2 separate regions of the Mus musculus genome follow, and region 1 is linked to region 2. The links are chromatin contacts, found by POLR2A ChIA-PET in ENCODE. All regions are on one chromosome and are shown on one strand. Each heading gives the region's core, a stretch centred on a gene start or an enhancer-like site at or near the end of the contact. The rest is flanking DNA. Distances are from core to core; before and after follow the strand shown.

Evidence for each region. ChIA-PET counts read pairs that join two places held with the same protein, here RNA polymerase II (POLR2A).
Region 1: POLR2A ChIA-PET joins it to region 2 with 10 read pairs in embryonic stem cell. The contact joins the promoter of Nemp2 here to the promoter of Gls in region 2. POLR2A ChIA-PET finds 5 or more read pairs at or near these places in 4 of 5 experiments (Patski and embryonic stem cell).

Annotation. Positions count from the first base shown.
Region 1 is chr1:52,629,334-52,632,286 of GRCm38, reverse strand. Nemp2 (nuclear envelope integral membrane protein 2) reads right to left here and starts at 1,582. Exons shown (of 9, transcript NM_001142647.1): 1 at 1,436-1,582. The coding sequence starts at 1,529.
Region 2 is chr1:52,231,756-52,234,710 of GRCm38, reverse strand. Gls (glutaminase) reads left to right here and starts at 1,479. Exons shown (of 18, transcript NM_001081081.2): 1 at 1,479-2,119. The coding sequence starts at 1,719.

The DNA of each region.
Region 1 (2,953 bases), core at 333-2,832, 400 kb before region 2:
GCCCCTCATAAGACCATAGCTTTTACAGTAGCAGCAGTTCTTAGACCTAGCCAACCAAGGGTTCCCAAGGTGTCACTCAACACTGCAGGACAGTGATCCCCTCCTATGTGAACGTAAGGAATATCTGGAATGGCAAGACAGAAGTTGCCATTTTCTTTTCAGCTGTGAACTGGAATTTTATCATCTCCTGGGTATCTTACACTTCTCAGAAAGAAAGTCCTGGTGAACATTTACATGCGTCTTTAACACAACTGAGGACTATTAAGCTAGGCGCAACAGTACAGCTCTGAAAACCCTTCACCTGGGAGGTAGAGGCAGGAATGTTGTACAGCCAAGGCCAGCCTGGTCTATGTAAAAATCTCCAGATCTGCTAGGGCTATATGGTGACCCATACAGCAGCAAAACTTGAAAAACTGAGTTCCTTGAAGCAAATAAAAGGAGCAGAAATAATACCTGTGTGCCCTGGAGAATACGACACCTACAGGTTAAATCAACAACTGCACTAGAGCCCAAGATTCTGAATCTATATAACTACTTCTACCCCTCTGCTGCCACGCCCAGGAGCCCTCCTCCTCAAACTGTTTTATATTTTCACAAGTACCTATTATATTTACTACCAATTCTTTGTTCTCTAGCATGTAAAATGGGCATATATGAATAATCAGTATAAGACAATGCAGTTAGAGCAAATCAGCCCTGCATAGCACAAAATAGTTAATTAACACATTCCTGTTCAATGAAAAGCTGACCACAGACCGTCCCCTAAGGTGTAACTCACTGCAAGATACCAGTATGGGCACAAGGTGTGACAGAAGCTAATAACTGCTTACTGAACATCCATTCTCTCTTTCAGTCTTAGACACCCTACTAACTTTGTCGGTGTCGGAATATTATCCAATTGAAAGTCTGTATCTTGACAGCCTCCCTTGAGTCTGTAAGTGACCATGTAATGAAGAATACAAACAAGCAATCTTTTGAAGGATGTAGTGAATGGTAGAAATAAATGTTAAACTCGTGGAGACTGCGTTTTGCTGCTACAGCTTTCTGAGCCAGAATCTTAAGCACCCCAAACAGTCTGAGTAGCTCACTGAGACTTCCTGTGCACCTGGTTCAATGCTGGAGCATCAGCAGTATTTTGCATATGACCAGCTACCCAGGTCACAGCAGCCAATCAGAAACAGAATTTCGGTTCCTTTCTGAAGCTTCTATCCTTCTCTAGCCTTGAGTTTCCTGAGATTTCTGAAGACAGATAAAATAAGGTTTCAGACATAAACTGCAGACAAAGGGCCAGCTGTGCGGTTGTCCAGCGGTGTGATCCTGAACAAACCAAAACACTGAAGTATCCGATGCCCGCAGACAGGGGCGGGGCCTGGCCGCGGCCGCGCGTGACCCTGCGGCGCCGAAAGGAGGCCCCCCCGCCCGGAGCCGGGGTTACCTGACATCGCTGCCTCCTCGTCGTGCACCGCGCTCGCTGGCAGTGTAGCCAGGGGCTGCAGCCAGAGCACCAGCCACCACAACCTAGGCAGCATCGCGGCCAGAGCGGCGGAAGTGGCGCAGCGGACCAAGAGCGGGAAAGCGGAGGGAGGGGATTGCAGGGGCGGAGCCGGCTGCGGCCCCGCCCTTCCGCGGTCCGCCGAGCGGCTCTCCCAGTGGCCTCCAGGGGGCGATCACCTGCCTTCCCGATTCTTGCTCCTGGGCCAGCTTGCAGAGTTGGCGGGCAGTTTAAAACACGCCGGAGCCCCGCGCAGGGTTCTCAGAGCACTGGTGCGGGCCACTCAGAAAGGCAGGCTCTTCACATGCACCCTCTCAGAAATAAGACCAGCAAGCCCCACTTAGACAAAAGCCTGACTTGTTTGTTTGTTTGTCCCTCCTTTCACCTCTTCCTTTTTTTTTTTTTAAGCAACAAGTTGAGAAATTTGGTGCTTAAATAATTTGTGTCTAAGCTCATGAACACAGTATCTTTCAAAAAAAAAAAAAAAACCCAAAAGGGTTATATAAGTTCACTATTAATAAAGTGTTACTTTAATAGAGATCTGGAGGCTGGAGAGATGGTCCAGTGCTTAGGAACACTTATCGCTCTTCCAGAGAACCCATGTTTCCCAGCGTGCACATGGCAGCAGCCCCAAACATATGTAACTACAGTTTCATGGAATCAACTGCCCTCTTCTGAATTCTGCAGACATATGGTACACAGACATACACACAAGCTAAACACCCATACACTTAAATTAAAAAATAAGCCTTCTTTTAAAAATGAGATTGTATTTTTAAAAATTCAAAGATATAGTGAGTGTTCTAAACATAACCAACCTGGCAGAGATGATAGCTCTCTAAAGTCAGCCTATTGAGACAGAAGACTCCAAGAAACTGGAATGCTGCACAGTAAACCACTCTGGGGAGCAGAGAAAGCCACCACCAACCACAAGAGAATAGTCTGTCCTAGAAAGAGACTCACAGTTTCTGAGCCCTATGGTTTATTGATGATCAGGATAATTCTGTGTTAAGAGCAAGCCTTCTTTGGTCTCTGGAAACCTTTCAGTGTGACTTACTATTTCATACTTGAAGTAGGGCAGAAGAGTGTGGTGGTAGTGGACTGTAATCCCACCATTTGAGAAACAGAGTTAATGATGGGTAAGGTGAGCCTAAGTGGCATAGGGGATCCAAGGCTAGTCTGGCTACATGAGACCTAATTTAACCTTCCTCTGATCCCCATCCCTGCCCCACCACACACACAAAGCTAGAGTAAGAAGTTGTGTTCTTTTCTCTAATTCCAGTCTTCCACTAACAGCACTAAGCTCGATATAATAGAAATCTTTTTTTTTTAATAACTCAGCTTCAATTTTTTTTAATGGTCTAAATAGGAAAGAATGTCTCTGAGTTATCTAAAGGAGGCTTTCACCAAATGCCCCGTATATGTGTATACCTAGTATGTGGCTGTAAAAGCTCAGAGTTT
Region 2 (2,955 bases), core at 230-2,729:
GTCATTTCATTGAGCAATGGAAGAAACTAGGAAGAACTGGCATGAAAACGTTGACTGGATTGGTGAGTAGTCTGGATGGGGTTGAGAAAAAAGAGAAAAGAGGCAGTAAAAACAGATAACTAGTTTGTAAGAAACTGAACAACACTAAGGTTTGAAAGCAACCCATAAGTTAGAAAGACAAAGTTAGATATTATTAAGGGTAACATTTGCTATCTCTCCCCTAGAATGTATTGTTTTTCCTAAATATATAACTTTGATTCACTAATATTAATATTTTTGACAAACTAACCTTAAGCAATAATAAAAGCCACCCAAGTAATATAAAATTCTGGCTTTTTTTCCCCCCACAAGGTCATTTCCTTCACACTTTTTATTTTTATCTAAAGAGCAGGTTGAAAACAAAACAAAAACTTGAGCATGACAAGCCTGTAGGCACAGTCAGATTCTTTGGTTACTAATCTCGTTCAACATGTACAGATTGATTGGATTACTAAATCTGGTGAATTACATATCCTGCTAACTTTGGTGAATCTATGCATTTAAGCCTATCTGTTTCAGGAAATGGTTTAAAAAGCGGTTTTAGTCCTGAGTGGTATATGTGTGCAGACTCAGGAAACATATGATGCACACACATCTAAAAGGATACATGGATGAGGTGATGCTGTGCTGAAACAGTTTTGAGACATGGTATTCAGATGCTTCTATTTTAAAATGGCTTTTAAAATAGAAAAAGGATCTGCAGTATTTTGCTTTCAAGTCAACTGGTACTAATGAAATAATCGCCGTTCAAAAGATTTGGAGAAATCTTGTAGAAGATAGAAGAGATCCACCCTTACTCTGGCTTTTTCTCTATTCTTCGTTGTTCCTACGCTCAAACGTTCTAAATGTCTTAAGTTGCATAGCTGAAAGGATTTTGCTCATTTTTTCCAAAACATTTCGCTTCTGGGCAGTAGCCAACCATGGAAAGTTTTAAGCACATTTGGGAGAGGGATGAAGCTAGTCAGGGCGGCCTTGGCAGAACCGATGCCTTCAGAGGGGCGGACACATTCCCCTAACCGAGGGGGCGAGCAGTAGGTTTGGACCAGACGATCTGCCACCGCCAGCCTCCCTCCAGCCTTGGGCGGCCTGAACAGGCGCACTCCAGCTTCCTCAATAGCTGGAGGACGTGCTTCCCTGGAGCGCACCTGCCTGGTGAATGGCCAGACTCCGGAGCTACGGGTCCTCGCCCAGCTTGGCCTCAGGTGGCCCGAGGCAAGGGGGAAGAGCGGTCGGCGGGGCTGACACACGTCAGTCGTCCTTCTCCCCGCCCTCCAGGACCCAGCGGGACTGCGTACGGGCGCGGAGACAAATTTGACCGATTCTCTAGCCAATCAGAAGAGAGGTCGGCAGGCTGAGCCAATGGAAGAGCTTGCAGGGGGCAGGCCGTCAGCGTCCTCCCGCCCCCGGTTGGTGAGCCTGGTATGTCTCCAGCCCTCCCTTGAGCGTCAGTCTCAGTGCGGAGCTCGCGGCGGCCAGAGCAACTTCGGCTGGCTGCAGGCTGGGCGGCGGCGGCGGCGAGGGCGGCGGCGTTGGCGGCGGGAGCGGCGGAGCTGGGGCCACACCCCGTCCCGGACTTTTTCTCTTTCCAGTCCTCTCCCCGCCGTGCGGGACACGGTTCCGGGAGCAGAGCGGCCGCCCACGCCCCAAGCATCCTCATCTGACGAGCGGGCGCCGGCGGTATGATGCGGCTGCGAGGCTCGGCGATGCTACGGGAGCTGCTCTTAAGGCCGCCCGCCGCCGTCGGAGCCGTCCTGCGGCGCGCGCAGCCCCTCGGCACGCTGTGCCGGCGCCCCCGGGGCGGGAGCCGGCCGACCGCTGGCCTGGTGGCCGCTGCGCGACTCCACCCGTGGTGGGGCGGGGGCGGCCGCGCGAAGGGCCCCGGCGCGGGCGGCCTGTCCAGTTCGCCCTCGGAGATCCTACAGGAGCTGGGGAAGGGGGGTACGCCGCCACAGCAGCAGCAGCAGCAGCAGCAGCAGCCAGGGGCGTCGCCACCCGCAGCCCCGGGCCCCAAGGACAGCCCGGGGGAGACCGACGCGTTCGGCAACAGCGAGGGCAAGGAGATGGTGGCCGCGGGCGACAAGTGAGTTGCGTGGGTGAGGCTGAGGGGAGGGGTCGGGCCCTGGGCGGTGGGCGGTGGCGGTGCGGCTTAGCAACGGAGGTTCGCGGAAGAGAAAGAAAGCGATGCCAGGCGGCCTGCGACGGCTGTGCCATGTGATTAGGCCCGGCCCCGCCCGCGCCCCTCGCCTGCTCCCACTTCCCCTCCGTGGCCGGCGCGAGTCGCCCCGGGGTGACGGGTGAGCGCCGGGAGGGTCTTGCCTGCTGAAGCCCCTGCCGGGCAGAGGCTGCTGTCCGGCCGCGCCGCGTGCTCAGCGCCCCGGCTCTGCGAGGGTGATGCCACGCGAACCTCCATCTCTCCCGAGTGACATTGAGGAGTCGGGCGTAGAGCGGAGCTTCTACCTTCCCGATTCACCTTTTTGCCAGGCCGCAGTTCCCCCATTCTGTAAGCCTCCACCACCATCCCACTGGATGCCAGATGTGGCCTTGGGTTCTTAATCCTCCTGAGGTGGATCGTTTTGGCGTGCGTAGAGCCATCTGGGCCACCGGAAATAATGCTTCAGAAATGAGATTAGGCGGAATAGGGACATGTGGCCTAGAGGACGAGGAACGCAGCATGGACCACCTGTTCCTATCGGGACCAGTGATGGCTTGTCTGATGTCTTCTGTGCGGTGGACAGATTTTTAAAGGATAAAATTGTTTTAAAAGCACAAAAATAAGGTGACATAAAATACACAAAATCTAAGTAGTTTTAGGGACTTGATTGTGATAGGATGTTGACTCATTGTGTATATAGGGTGGGAATTTAGCCTAAGAGCAAAATTGAGTTTTCTTTGCTGAATGCTTTTGTGTAATATAGT